Regions from separate parts of the Homo sapiens genome. Here region 2 is linked to region 1. Evidence: chromatin loops called from intact Hi-C (ENCODE). Cell type or tissue: heart left ventricle. All regions are shown on one strand.

Evidence for each region. Hi-C counts contacts between places; a loop is a spot of excess contacts. Peaks named below come from ENCODE experiments on the same cell type or tissue, not always from the same donor. Only the 100,000 strongest peaks of a DNase experiment are listed, where the experiment ranks them.
Region 2: it touches region 1 in a loop (2.8-fold over the local background); 20 of 110 quality-filtered maps call a loop at or near these places.

Annotation. Positions count from the first base shown.
Region 1 is chr2:176,266,577-176,274,576 of GRCh38, forward strand. MTX2 (metaxin 2) reads left to right here and starts at 2,866. Exons shown (of 10, transcript NM_006554.5): 1 at 2,866-3,093. The coding sequence starts at 3,054. RefSeq lists enhancers at 2,507-3,134, 3,135-3,760 and a silencer at 2,713-2,802. In heart left ventricle, a CTCF peak has its summit at 3,071; a DNase peak (open chromatin) is centred at 2,845; H3K4me3 peaks cover 2,279 bases; H3K27ac peaks cover 1,010 bases.
Region 2 is chr2:176,450,999-176,458,998 of GRCh38, forward strand. No RefSeq gene overlaps it. Among named protein-coding and RNA genes, the nearest start is that of NRAL, 53 kb to the right of the region's middle. RefSeq lists silencers at 3,943-4,237, 4,154-4,203. In heart left ventricle, a CTCF peak has its summit at 4,112 (motif pointing left); DNase peaks (open chromatin) are centred at 4,123 and 5,063; H3K27ac peaks cover 1,365 bases; H3K27me3 peaks cover 2,223 bases.

The sequences.
Region 1 (8,000 bases):
ACTATGGTAGTATTAAGAAGAGGTGGGGAATTTAGGAGGTAATTAGGTCAAGAGGGCTCTGCCCTTATGTATGGGATTAGTGTCCTTATAAAAGAGGCCCAAGGGAGTTTATTTGCCCCTTTTGCCCTTCTGCCATGTGAGGACATGTACAAGGTGCTATCTGTGAGAACTGGGACCCCCAAGACACTGAATCTGCTGGTGCCTTGATCATGGACTTTCCAACCTCCGAAAGTCAGGGCAGTATATTTCTGTTTATAAATTATCCAGACTAAGATATTTTGTTATAGCAGCCCTAATGGACTAAGGCACTTGCCATAATAAAGATGATTGGTGTCAGTCCCAAACCAGTACCTTCCAGCCAGCTCAGTTCATGCATGTATCATGCATCAAGCCATGGGTACTTAACTTAAATTTTAAGGGCACATTCTACTTTGCCTCTAATCTTGCTCTGTTTCTCTTGCATCTGTGTCCAGTCTCTGGCTCTTTCCAGTCTCTTCCACTTTGGGGCTCACTTCTACCCTTTGGATATGTTTGATTTTGGTTTCCCCAGTTGAATCTTCATTACTCTCTAGGGACTTTGGCTCAAGTTCTCACACAGGCCCTATGATATGGAGAAATCTTAAACTTCAAATCTGTCAAAAAGTAGTCAAAATATTGTGTCTTCAGCTTTATAAAAATGACAAACCAAAATTAATAATAGAACTTAAAGTGATGATATGTCTTCTTCATTATTACAGTTATACATAATTCTCCACTGTGAGGAGAACAGACAGGGCCTGAAAGCTTTTCTTTTGATTGATAACAAAGTATCTGGAACAGCTCATTTCTCTTGGTCAATAATACCTATGGGATGAGGAGGAAATTGGATCTCATGTATTCTTTACTATCAGTGTTACCTCTCTCTGCACAAACAAGAAAAACCTATTAATATTATCTTCCCTGTATTTCTACTATTCACAGCTGCTTGTCAACTCTGAATTTCAGCTATAGAGAAGACACTACTTCCTAAGACGCTGCTGTGTTTATGTCAATGTAAATTATTGGGTAAATTTAAATGCTGTTTAAGAAGCTTCCTTTTGCTGAGGGAGATGAAAATATGACTTAACCTTAAAAAAATTATGGGGCTGGGCACAGTGGCTCACGCCTGTAATTCCAGCACTTTGTGAAGCCAAGGCGGGCGGATCATGAGGTCAGGAGTTCGAGACCAGCCTGGCCAACATGGTGAAACCCGGTCTCTACTAAAAATACAAAAATTAGCCGGGCATGGTGGCACGCACCTGTAATCTCAGCTATTTGGGAGGCCAAGGCAGGAGAATCGCTTGAACCTGGAAGGTGGAGGTTGCAGTGGGCCGAGATCACGCCACTGCACTCCAGCCTAGGTGACAGAGCAAGACTCCATCTCAAAAAAAAAAAAAAAAAAAAAGAAAAGAAAAGAAAAGAAATCATGTTAAGATGAGGTCCTGCTGGATTAGGGTGGGGGTCCCTAACACAATGACTGGTGTTATTTCTCAAGAAGAGAGAAATTTGAACACATTGACACACAGGGGGAATGCCGTGTGATGTGGTGGCAGAGATTGGAGTGATGTATCTACAAGCCAAAGTACATGGAAGATTGCCGGCAACCCCCTTCTCTGGAGCCTTGCAAGACAGCATGGCCCTGCTGACACCTTGATTTCAGACTTCTAGCCTCCAGAATTGTGAGAATGAATTTCTGTTGTTTAGCCAACCAGTTTGTGGTAATCTGGCAGCTCTAGGAAACCAACCACGCTAGTTAAGGAGGCAGAATGAACAGTAATAGAGATCTACGGATATAAAGAATGGAAATATAGCTTTCTAAATGTCATGGACAGTAATTCTTAGAATACAGGTTTCCTCTGCAAAAACCTAGTAAGCTGTCTGACTTTTTGATTTACTGTGTGATTTAAAATGAGTTACCTCACCTCTCTGAACTTGTTTCTCATCAGTGAAGGGGGCTTTGGGTTACCAGCTCTGAAGCCTGTCCCACTTGTAATACCACCAATCTGTAATGCATATGATTTTTCTTTAATTGTGTAATTTAAGAAGCTATTAGGTTAAGACAAAGTTACTCAGGGAATTTAGTTTCTCCTCTTCCTGCCCCGTTCACCCCCGAAAGGTGAGAAGTGTGTGAAACTAAAGTATCTTATTCTCCAAGCTGAGCATCATTTCGGGTGTATGGAGTTGAAGGACAAATTACCTTCTGGCTTAGGCGCTGCTCAAGCCTCCTTTCTGCCAAGCATGTTTGAATAAACAACAACAACAAAAAACACTAATGTCTATCCACGGACTAATCAACCCAGCAATATAATGGAATAGAGGGAATTCATGCAGCCTTGAATCTGGTCCTTGGAGGACTGCCTGGGCAGGCAGTTTAAACTCCTTAAGCCTATATTCTTATCCGTAAAATGGCGATAATATTATTACTTTAATGGGTTGTTGAGAAGACGAAGTCAAATAGAATATATGTGTATATATATGTATATATGTGTATATATGTACATGTGTACATATATACGTGTATATATTATATATGTGTGTATGTGTGTGTGTATATATGTATATATGTGTGTGTAGATATAGGTATATAAGTGCCTGGTATCCAGTGGGCGTTTACAAATGTTACTCGGTTACAAAATTCTGGCTTACAGAAAGGACGCTAAAAATCTCCCAGATTCCCCTGCCAGTCCCCTGGGTGGGAGACGAGTCGGGTACTTCGCTTCCACCTGCGGGCCCCCAGCGCAGAGCCTGGAATTGGCTGGACGGAGCTAGCCGCGCCGGCGCCCCGTAGGACGGCGCGGGGGCGGGGCCGGCGGAAGCGCTCGAGTGCCGTTGTCGGCTGCGCCGGAAGTCCCTAGCCAGGCCTGGCGGTAACCTTGGGGGCCTCACTGCAGCCGCCGCTGCTGTTGGAGTGGGCTTTGCGAGTCTGAACGTTGGCGGGGCTAGGCTCGTTAACTGCCGAGAGCCTCCGGGTTTGCGGTGGAGGACGCTGAGGCCCGTGGGGGGCAGGCACCCGGGCGCCGGGCCTCCCAGCCGACATGTCTCTAGTGGCGGAAGCCTTCGTCTCCCAGATTGCAGGTAGCGCGGCTGGCCGCAGACCCAGAAGGTGGCGGCGCGGTCTCGGGGAGCCGCGTGGGGTACAGGGCTGGAGCTTTCCTCCAGCCTTGCGGCATTATACGCTGAACCCGGCCCGGATGGTGGAGGCGGGCACGGACTACCAACCTTATCTCACATATGGGAAAACTGAGAAGGAGACACTTGGCCAAGGTCACCCCGCAGGAGCAGGAGTCCCGTCTCCTTCCCTTGGGCGGTACTTTGTCCCACCTCCCCATTCAGTTGGGAGGTGCTGGAGTATGAGGGGGAGGCCTTGGATTGGGATTGAGGTGGGGGGCGTTACCACAGGGGCAAGCATCTGAACGCTTCAGTCTAAGAGTGGTGGCAGTTTCTGGGTCTTGGTACTCAAAAAGTTTAAGGTGACTGTCACTAATCAGTTGTTACCTATTGTTGAGGGAACACCAGACTTCTTGCTTCGTCTCCCAGCGACACAGTAGTGCCATTTGCTAAGACTCTAGGAGTTATTTATTTATTTATTTGTTGAGACGGAGTTTCTCTTTTGTCACCGAGGCTGGAGTGCAGTGGCACAACCTGGGCTCACTGCAACCTCCGCTTCCCGGGTTCAAGCGATTCTCCTGCCTTAGCCTCCCGAGTAGTTGGGATTACAGGCGCCCGCCACCACGCCCGCGCGGATTCATGGAAAATTTTTAAATCTGCATGTACTTTAAAGAAATACTTTTGAGTCGGTGGACTGAACATGACTGATGTATATAGGTTTGTAATTTCTCTTATTGAGGTTTTTATTTATTGTAATGAAAGAAATTAAATATTGTTGAGAAAGTGAGGAGACTAAACATAGGTACTTTGAGATAGAGGCTAATGGAATTAGTCATAACTCCCTAGCAGTGTTTTCAACATGAGTACAGTAATGAAGACAGTCACCACAATAAATAGGTACATTTGAAGTAATAAGATAGTATTTTGGAAATGGGAAGTACAGAATGTGTCATAAAATTTGCCGGAATGTTTTTCACTGCTTTGCGTTTGTGTGAACGTACATTTCTTTTTTTTCCTTCTTCACTTAAAAACATTATTTTTTAGAGGAGAGAAGCTCCTACTAGATTGCAAGCTTCCTGAAAGTAGGGATCAAACTTGTTTTGTTCCCCATTGTATCCATAGTCAGTTGGTGCTCAATAAATATTTGCGACCCAAATCAATGACTAATCTTGAGATTTCAAGCAATGATTATTTCTGCTTTTACCATTTATGTTGAAACAAAATCAGGCTTATATAGTTAGATCAGCGATTTAATTTAGTTTGCTACTATGTTGAAAAAAAAAACTTCACAGTGTATGTTGAGTGGTTCACTGTGTGCATGTGTCCTAATATGTGATTTCTTTTAATGAGAAAATGATGAATGTCTTTTAATAAACTTTGGATACTGCTTTAAGTAGTGACGTTTAAAAATTTCTAGGCATTTTGTCTGTCTGCCGTCTTAGCTATTTGTAGTGATCTGTTACTCTAGGAGGAAGCATTTAAAAATGGATAATTCAATAAATGGTGTTGGAACAACTACTAAGTCATTACACCACATGAATAAATTCCAGATTGATTAAAGATCTAAATATAAAACAACAAAATTGTAATAAAATAATTAGAGGAAAACATAGATTATTTTAATAATCCTTGGATAGCAGAAGAGGCCTAAGCAAAACTTAAGAATTCATAATCCATAAGAGAAGAAATTGGCAGATTTGATTGCCGAAAAAATTTTAAAACTTTGATAAAAGACATCTCAAGTTAGTACAAATAAGAAGACAAACCAACAGAATCAAGGACAAAGGATTGGAACAGGCATTTCACAAAAGGGTGAAATATAGATGGACAGTGAACAGATGAAAAGATGTTCTCTGTCCCTAATAATGTATAGCATCCTCCCACCCCTGCCATCAGATGGACAAAAGTGAATATGATTTCTAGTACTAATAGGGCATGGGGAAAAGTTACTCTCAAACTATTGGGTCTGTAAGTTAGTATTACTTTTTGGGAACGTAATGTAGCAATATTTATTAAAATGACATTCTCTGGCCTGAAAATTCTACTTATGGGGGTTTATCTGATAGAAATGTAAAGACCAGTACTTAAAGAAATACACAATGATATTAATTGCAGCATTATTTGTAATAGCGAAAAACTAGAAATGTTTTAAATATATGTCAAATTATTGTACACCAATCCACCAATTCCACTTCTGGGCATGTATCCAAAGGAATTGAAATTGTCTAAGAGGTATGTGCAGTCCCATGTTCATTGCAGCAGTATTCACAATAGCCAAGATATGGAAGCAACCCAGGTGTTTATCAGTGGATGAATGGATAAAGAAAATGTATATAAGATACAATGGAATACTATTCAGCCTTAAAAAAGAAGGAAACCCTATCATTTGTGATAAAATGGATGGATCTGGAGGACATTATGCTAAATGAAATAAGCTAGACATAGAAAGACAAGTAGTGATCTAAAATCTAATCTTTTTGGGGAAATCTAAGAAAGTTGATCTCCTAGAAACAGAATAGAAAGGTGGTTACCAGAGGCTGAGGGGGACAGAGGTGAGAGATGGGGAAGAGGAATGGAGAAGAGATGTTGATCAAAGGGAACAAAGTTTGTTAGACTAGAAGAAAAAGTTTTAGTGATCTATTGCACTGCAAGGTGACCACAGTTAATAATAATGTATTATATATTTCAAAATTGCTAAAGGCTTAGATTTATAATTTTCTTACAAAAATTTAAGTTGGTGCGGTGATGGATATATTAATTACCTTGATTTATTCTTTCTATTCTTTGATTTATTTAGTTCAAAATATCACGTTGTACCTCCTAAATGTACAGTTATTATTTGTCAAAAACATTTATACAAAAATTATGGTATGGTCACATTTTTACAGATCCAAAAATGAAGAAGTATATCTGTTAAATACGTTGTCTTGAAAGCTATGGTTATATTAAGTAAAAAGTTATAAAATAATATCTATTTTGTATGAACTCATGAAATCTATATAAACATACATATGTTTATATATGTTAAGAATATTCAACTAATTGTAACTAGCGATTGGGATAATAAAGATAGATTGTTGGTAGAGGGTGGAGGAACTATATTTCTGAATTGTTTGAATTACTATAGTGAGCATAGTTTACTTTTGTAATTTAAATGATTGTAATTGTTAAAATTTATAAGATTATGTTTTGCCAAGAAGTGAAAACAGGAGGCTGCCTTAATCTGTTTTGTGTTGCTATAACAGAATACCACAGACTAGGTAAGTTACAAAGAAAAAAAATTCAAGTCTCACATTTTGGGAGGCAACGAACTCCAGCTTCAAGGTGCCGGTATCTGATGCGAGCCTTTGTGCTGCATTATCCTGTGGCAGAAGGTGGAAAGGCCAGGGAGGGCAAGAGCCAGGGACTGAGAGGGCTGAACTTGCTTTTACAACAACCTACTCTTGGGATAAAGAGATGAATCCATTCATGAGGGTGGAGCCCTCATGATCTAGTCATCTCTTAACAATCCCACCTGTTAATACTGTCAGAATGGTAATTCCATTTCAGCATGAGTTGTGAAGGGGATATTCAGACTATAGCAGTGGTTAAAGTAATAATTTATCGGAAACCCTGTGTTTGACTTGTAAATGACTTATAAATGTGACTCAAATCCAGCAACTATTCACAGTGTTCTGTTTCTGGTAGTACAGGTTGGAGTTATGTATCTATATAGATCTGTTATAACTTAAGTAATTATGAATCTGTTTTTGTAGTTGAGAGCTCTAATTTTTAGTGTATCCAACACTTTGCTTATTACCTTTCCTTCCTGTGGACATGAGCTAACACTGATTATTTCTTTTGGAAACATTTAAAGATATCTGGCATCTCTCTGTGGTATTCTTGAAGTGACTTCTTTGAGATCCTTATTCATAAGGATATCTTTTTAGAAGTCTTCTCTGAACTCCCCAGTTTAAGTGAACTGCTTCTATCTCCTTACTACCAGTATTTCCCTTGCCAACTTTTCTCAGTTATCGTTCCTAAATAGGACTTATTCTGTCCATTTCTACTGCTGTTACCTTAGTTCAAAGCTTTGTCATTTTTTGCTTAGATAACCATAGTAGTCTCTGAATTGATTTCTCTGCTTCCAGTCTGGCTTCCTTCCAGTAGAGTCCATACACTGCAAGCCTCAGTGGGTTTTTTGTTTGTTTTGTTTTATTTTAATTTTCCTTAAAAAAAAAAAAACCTCCTCTTGTTTTAACATTTTGTTGGTTTCTCATTGTCAGTAGGACAGCCTCATGTCTTGTCACTTCTTTCCTTGCCCCTTGCCTGAGATGTGCACTTTGCTTGAATAACTCCTGTTCATCCTTTAAGACTCTGGGCACCGTTTTAACCATTTAATGTAAGTCTACCTGACATTTTTTTCCTGTCAAATGAGAAAGGTTTGTTGTCTAGTTTTTTTTTCCTGATAATGATAATGATATGTTGCCATTATGGAAAATGAAAACAATCCAGAGATAAAGTAAAAATTACCTGAAATCATACCACACAGATTAAGACTTTAAAATTCCATCCATCATTAAAACTTTGATGAGCAAAGCTATTTCATTCTCTTTCCCTGAATTAAAAAAATCGACATATAATATGCATAATTTTTTGTAACCTGTTTTGTCATATATTGGGATCTCTTTTCATGTCTGTGAATGGAATTACACATCATCATTTTAAAATGGTTATGTAGTATTTCATTGTAATGAAGAAGCCAAAATTTACTTAAGTAGTATTACTCGGATGGGTATTTAGAGAGTTGTTATCAGTCAGTTCAACCAGAGAAGCAGAAGTACCAGGATATCTATTTCTCTCTCGAGCCACACACACACATGCATGTATGTGCA
Region 2 (8,000 bases), 180 kb after region 1:
AGAGTGAGAGTGGAAGCTGCAAGATCTCTTAAGGCCTGGGCTTGGAAGCCTCACAACAACACTTCTGTTGGTCAAAGTAAGTCACAAGCGCAGCCCTGATTCAAGGAGTAGGAAAATGGATTCCATCTCTTTAAGAAAAGAGCTGCAAATAATTCATGGCCCTGCTTCATCTACGCAGGTAGGAGGAGTCAGTGTTAGAGCCATTGGCCCCTATAAATGTGGGCTGCTGGGATGTTTCTTTAATGTCAGGTGAAAATTCACTTTGGGAAAGGAGTTGCAAAGTGAGCCCAGGTTATGGTCTTTCTACTGTCAGATCAACCCTTGGCAATAAGCTCCTGCACTCTTGCCAGATGATTTTTCTAAGATTCAACTCTGATTGTATCACTCTCAAGCTCATACCTTAGTGGTTTCCTTTCTCCTGGAGTCTACAATTCTCATTCTTTTTTTGAGAGGAAGTTTCACTCTTGTTGCCCAGGCTGGAGTGCAGTGGCATGATCTCAGCTCACTGCAACCTCCACCTCCTGATTTCAGGTGGTTCTCCTGTCTCAGCCTCCCAAGTAGCTGGGATTACAGGCACCCACCACCATGCCAGGCTATTTTTTTGTTTTTTTAGTAGAGATTGGGTTTCACCATGTTGGCCAGGCTGACCTCAGGTGATCTGCCCACCTTGGCCTCCCAAAGTGCTGGGATTACAGGTGTGAGCCACTGTGACCGGCCTATAATTCTCATTCTTTAGCATGGCCACTCACAGTCTGGCTCTTGTCCACCTTTGAATCATCTCTCATGATTTCCCCATGAGTAAGCTTTGCTTCTTGCAGTATCTATTTGTTCCATGTGCTTGTATGCTTTGGTGCAGTTCCTGATGCCTAGAACCTCCTTTCTAGGTTTGTTAAGGATCAGGTGGCTCGCAAAGCTTTCTGCAAGACAGCCTCAGCTAAGTTAGGCTCCCCTCCCTGCACTCCCCTCTGGTGTCCACAGCATCCTGTGTGTGAAGGCTGGTCTCCTTGACCTCCGCTCCACCAGACTGCAAGTCCCTTGAAGGCAAGAACTATGCCTTATTTCTCTCTGTTGCTCCTAGCCCAGTGTTGGGCATGTAAAGGGAGCTTGAAATATGTCAGCAAACATATGATTATATAGTAAAATCTCTTTGGGATTTATTTCCTACTGTTTTTGATAAAAAGACCCCAACTGTCCTTTGGGCTCCCCAGGATGTACAAATATGGAGACACACCATGGAGCAGTCTCCAGGCTTGTTTGTGGGTCATGAGAGATCCTGGTATTTCTCACCACTTCCAAGGCTCTGCCTGGCCCCTCTTCCCAGCACCAAGGTCTCTGGATTCTTTCTTTTTCTTTCTGTATTTTAGAATTATGCCATCACATAATCCTTATCAGTGAAAAGTTCTTTTTGGGTGTAAAAGAAACCATCAAGAAGTGGCAAAACAAACAAACAAAAAAAAAAGCAATATTAAAATCTTGGCCAGGCACGGTGACTCACGCTTGTAATCTTAGCACTTTGGGAAGCCGAGGCAGGCGGATCATATGAGGTCAGGAGTTCAAGACCAGCCTGGCTAACATGGTGAAACCCCGTCTCTACTGAAAACACAAAAATTAGCTGGGCGTGGTGGCAGGTGCCTGTAATCCCAGCTACTCGGGATGCTGAGGCAGGAGAATCACTTGAACCCGGGAGATGGTGGCTGCAGTGAGCCGAGATCGTACCACTGCACTCCAGCCTGGGTGACAGAGCAAGACTCTTTAAAAAAAAAATCTTATCTTCAAATTGCCTATGGAGTCCACGAGAATCCCAGGAAGATGGCACATAAATACTACTTCCCAGCCATGCATGTGACCACTGGAAAAATGCTACCCTGGACTGATATGGAGTCATTAATCAGGTGTCATGCAGTGGTCCAAAATGGCCCTTACGCATCTATAGTGGACTGAGGAAAATCACTCTCCATCCATGTCAGGCCATGACCACCCTGATCATTCACTGAGGCCACCTGGGCCTTGTCACAGCCACTGGCAGCAAAGGCAGCTCACTGTGCTCTTTCACCATTCAACAGCTGCTCCAGGAGAAGGTGTGGTAAGGAGGAGTCAGGCCAGAGGAAGTGAGAAGGAAATGAGAAGAGGTGATGGCATGGGGGTGAGAGATGGAGCAAGGAGAGGGAAGGAGGGGGTCAGGCCTGCTTTCCCCTTCTGTTGCCCTAAGCATGGCCAATCTGTTTCTCCTCTGTGATTTCTTTATCGTCTGGGCTGTCAAGGGTAGAATTTCCAGTTTTCTCTGGCACATATTATAAAGTATTGGGGACAGAGGAGTATTGAACTTGAAGCTCCATAAACCTTGCAAATTTCAGCCCATAACTGATTTTCTAATAGTGCTGTTAATGTTTTTTCCTTTCAAAACCCTCAATCAATGTTGATTACCAAAGGCTTCTGTGTCTCTCCAAAAATAGCTGAACTTGCTTTTTGGGGGAATGTTTGAATAAATATTTGCTCTTATATGATACTATACACTAAGTCTTTAAATAAAACTGGGTTTAAATGAAACCAAAGGGAAGAATCATAACCTTTTACCCTATGCCAGTCACCGTGCTAAGTTTTTTGTGTGCCTTATTTCATTTATCCTCACTTCACCTCTGTGAGGTAGCATCTACTGGTATTATCTCCTGATGGGGAAATGGATATTAGTGTGATTGAGTTGGTTTAGTAAGGCCACACAGATAGTGATGGAAAGAGCTGGAAATATCCTACTTCTGCATAACCAAGTGCTCCCAACCACTTCCCTAAATGAATATAGGTCAATATATATGTGTACATATATCAGTCCTCCTCACCCAGTACCAATTTTTATTGAACATGTACTATGTGCCAAGGACTAGACTAGATACCTTCCAAAGGTCTTCACATTTCATTAAAATAGCCACTCACTAGCTGAGTTTGTATACAACTATTGCCCCTTCTCTACTAAGAGATAACGTAACATGTTGATTTAATACTTGGACTTTGGTTTCAGACAGGCTGGGTTCAAATCTTGACTTGTTTATGTGCTGTTTATTGCATATTCTGGCAAGTTACTTAATTTCTCTGTGCCTCAATTACCTCTCTGTGACAACACATAAGAGTAGTATCCACGTTATGAGGTTTAAAGGACTTAAAATTTCAAGAATGCCTAGAACAGTGACAGATACCACCTAAGTTCTATAGGAGTTTGATTAATAAGTGAACTGGCTTTTAAAACATGGCTCAGGCTGCAAAGAGAATAGGGTGAATAGTGAACTCTTGCTAGAGAATAACTCCTGCAAGAAAGATATTTAAAAGAAAATGAAAAAAAAACTATCAAATTACAAAATCTATCACAAGTTTAAAATGAGAATATTACCCACATGTGTCTACGGAGCTGTGAAGTGTGAGAGTAATGAGCTAAACTGTCTAAGTTTATTCAAAAAACAAAAGTAATAGGTCTCTTAAAATGTTTAAATAACAATGGCTGGTGATACTGGATCTTGGTTTTGAGAGGAGAACACTGTTGTCCACTTCTGAATTATTTGCTTCCAAGATGTTTTTGGATTGTCTAAAACAGGGTTAATTATTTCAGCTAATGAGTGGATTATTTATTATAATTATTTATGCACTGCCAGGGGAACATGAGGTGCTTTCCACACAGGCTTAAGTTGCCAAGGAACACAGTTGACCCTTGAGAAATTAAATAACTGGAGGCCAGTTTTATACTGATACACATATGCATTATTGATGCAGGCTTTTATGAGACAGTCTAGAAATGTCTTGTGCCCTTTGAGTTGATCATGAAAATCAGGCAAGCCTATCTTGAAACTTTTGTGGGCATGTATTCAACCTTCTTCATAATCTATATTTAATTTCCTTGACAGTCATCTTTCCTCAGATTTTGCTTTTAATCCTTGCTATAAGAACCACTACTCATCAAAATGTCCATTTTCATAAGAGGTGGGAGGAAGGCTTCCTAGAGGGGAGTGTCTGCTTTGAAGGAGGAAGCAGAGGGTTAGAGAAATCAAAATATCAATTATCTGTAAGGTCGGCTGCTGCAGAGCAAAGCTATAAAACCGAGAGAGTTTACTGCAAAAGGGTGCCCCCTGCTGGGGACTCTTTGAACTGCACGGTCATCCGTTCTGAAGATTTAGCTCAGCTCAGCCCAGAAACCTAATGCAGCTGCTGGAGAGGGGCCTCCTTCCCCCAGCACACAACTCGTGGTCCCAGACATCTCTCCCAGATGTTTCTTTATGACCCGTCAAAATGTTTGCTAAATATCATCTGTTAATTTCCCAAACATCCTGGCTCTAGTTCTTTTATGTGTAACCTGATTCAAGATCTTAAAATAGCTGACAGCAAAATAAAATATAAAATAAAACATGAAGGTGCATTTGTCCTGAAACATCAACAAAGTGTGCTGTTCAGTAGGATTCCAATCTCAAAGGACATTTATTCATCACGATGGCAGACTGGTCAGGTGTTTGGCGATCATCCCTAGTCTTCAGCTTTTTAATCATGAGATTTTAAAAAATGTCACCATCTGTAGGGAGAGCTATTGGTCTCAACCTCAGTTTGTTGTGGTGGCAGTCACTCTCCACCCTCAGCAAGTACCTCACAGCAGGACTTTGGTGCAATTGTTAAGGAGGTAGCATTGCTGCTGTCAGCCTCTCTTCGTGGATGAGGTCTGGCAATTTCTCCTCTGAGGCTGGTACCAGGCTCCATTTGATGAAAGAATTCACATTCCTCCTAAGGACTGTTTGGATTGTAAGACGGGATTCGTGGATGGAAAAGTGCTTACTGCAAAAGGAGTTTCTAGTGATGAAATACTTTCATCTGGAGAAATGGAAATGGTGGAGCCCACCCATCAAATCACACACCAGGGTTCCTCTACCCCTCAGTGGATAGAGGATCAGTTGCCATGGCAACCAAACCTTCAGCAGTTGCCCTCCAGACAGTGTAGGCTGGTTCTGGCAGGAGGGCTGACGTCAGGAGGTGGGAGGAAGTGGGGAGGAAGTCCACCCTTGAGGCCAGGCTGCTCAGGCCCTTAACACACCCACAAGTCCCCTGGATAGAGGGAAGTAGGTCCAGCTGCAGCTCTGCTCCAGGAAGCTGGGAGCCTGCAGCTGGTCTGGGAACCTTTTGTGCTAAGGGAGGTCTGTGAAGACAAGCAGTCACTGATTATAGGATATTTCATCAGAGCAGCTGCAATTGATCAGCTCCTGAATCAGTGCCTCTCAGAAGGTCCACCCTTAGAAACTTCCCAAGCTGCGTGCGTCACACATTATCTGAAAGGCTCTACTACTGTCACAGTTGTTTTAAAGGGAAAGGCAACCTTAAACAAAAATTTTCCCCTAAGCAGCTGTTAGGATAGGTAACTGATTCTCTGTGTTCCGTAGACTAGCAGCATCATGTCACCTGGGAAACTGATGGAAATGTGCCCCATCCCAGACATACTGAGGAAGAAACTTTAGTATACGGCCCAGGAATCTGTGTTTGTACAAGCTCTCTGGGTTATTCTGATACACACTACAGTTTGAGTACCAAGGAAATGGGTAATAAGTACATAATTTCATTAATACAGGAATATATAATGGAAACGAGTTGGGTGGGGGGGAGGTGAAATGGTGAACCAAACCCTCTCTAACTAAGATGAGGCCACATGTAGGTTCTTCATGCACAGAACCTATTGGTTTCCTCTTCTTCTGGAACCTAGCCCATCTTTAGTGTCCTGTTGAGTCTGGACAGATAGCAGTACTGTCCCCATCTTTGACATCATTCTTATGGAAGACACCAATGTATTCAATGATGATCAGCTTTCTAGTGGAGTTTCCAATAGCCCATTGCAGGGAAACACAGGGACTGCCAAATTGCTCGAGAGCTTTCTAAAGCCATTCACAAGGTATCTCAAACCAGCTACATAAAGGAAAACTTTGGCTTCAGTAACTGTGATAGGCTTCAGAAGATAGTTGTAGGATGAGTGATCACAATGAACTATTATTAAGAGGCTGACAATTTTTTCACAGGGCACTGTGGTGTTTAGAAGGTTGTTTTGATCCTTATCTTTTTAGCCATTCGAAAAGTGCTTGGCCCAGGTCACTCTTAAAAAGGAGGACCTGAGTAACAGCTGCCCTTGATGGAGGGCTTACTATCTACTAAACCAGCACAACAATCCAACTTCTCACTCAGTTCTCACCACATCCCTATAAAGTAGGTGCTTTTAATTTCCCCTATTGAGCAGTGAAAGAAAATGAGCCAGATGAGAAGTAACTTGCCCAAATTCCCAAAGCAAATAAGGGGCCACTCCAGGATTAGAACCCTGAGTAGTCTGACTCCAGAGACCATGGAATTAACCACAACCTCCCTGAAGCCCTAGACCAAAGGCCACCTGCTTTCCAGATCTCTGTAGAAACCACCTCTTCCTCTGTATACCACTCCTAATATTGCCACTGATAATTTGCAGAATTTTACATTGATGATCTCATTTTATATTCACAACAGTCCTATAAAGTAGACAGCTGTATCAAGGTTCCTATGTTACAGATGAGGAAACTGAGGTTCCAACTAGCCCAGCAGCCTGTCTGAAATTATAGTTCATACGAGGCTGAGCCAAGGTTCAGACTTGGAAGCACATTCACTTTTGATACACTCCATTCACTCACTTAGCTCATCATGGCTTGCATCCAAATTATTTATGTTGAAATCTGTGGTTATCAGCTATTGATGGCAGACTTTCTGAGTTAGTAACCACTTTTTTTCTTTTAAATATTCAGGAGATGAGGACTTAGAACTTTTAAAAACTATTACTTATTTTTGTATTACAAAAGTGGTACATGTTTATAATAACATGTCAAACAATTTCAGAAGCCTGTTAACCTTTTTATATTCCCCATAGCACCCAATATGTTGCCCTGGCATAAAGTAGCTTTTTAGTAAATACAATGGATGTAATTAAATATTGAATTGGTTTCTCACACAGGCACTGAGTTTCCAAGTGTTCATTGAACACCAAAAATTGTGCTGGGGGGTTGTGGGGATGCAGCTGTGTCCTCTGTCCTCCCGGAGAACAGGTAATTCAGGTGACATGAATGGGGCAAAGGGGGAAGGGCAGGCCCTGGAGGAGACTGCACTACACAACCAGATTCTGAGATTTCCATAAAGGCTTCCCAAGGAACAATATGAGTGAGTCCACACCTGAGATACATGTCTGAATTCTGCTCGCTTACTCCATGTTATTAATTTAATCTGCGACTGAATCCCCCCATTCACTCATTATCCAACAAATATTTATTGAACACCTACTTCGTGCTAGCTTCTGTGCTTGGCCCTAGAGGATTTTGTTGTTATCAAATAACAGGTTTATTGAGATACAATTCATATACCATACAATTCACCCATATAAAGTGTACAGTTTGATGGCTTTTAATATATTCACGGAATTGTGAGCCCATCACAACAATCAATTTTAGAATATGTTCATCACCCCAACGAGAAATTCCACAGCCATTCCCCACTTACCCTCAAGTCCCTCTGTGCTAGACATCTATTAATCTGCCTTCTTTCTCTATGGATTTGCCTATTCTGGACATTTCGTATAAATGGACTCACATAAAATGTGATTTTTGGTGACTGGCTTCTTTTGGGCTGTGTTTTCAGATTCAGCAGTGTTGTAGCATGTATTAATACTGCATTTCTTTTCATTACTGGCTAATATTCCACTGTATATACCATTTTTAATTTATTCATCGGTTAATAGGTATTTGGGTTGTTTCCACTTTGTAGCAATTATGAATAATACTCCTATGAACATTCAGGTACAAGTTTTGGTGAGGAAATATGTTTTCATTTCTGTTTCTCACTTAGGAGTAGAAGTGTTGAGTCAAGCCCCCACAGGGTTATTGTAGGAAAGCTACCTGGGGGATATCAAGTCAACTAGCCAGAAATTCCTCTCTTAGGTGAGGAATAGAAATGTTTAACCATTGGAGAAACTGCCAGAT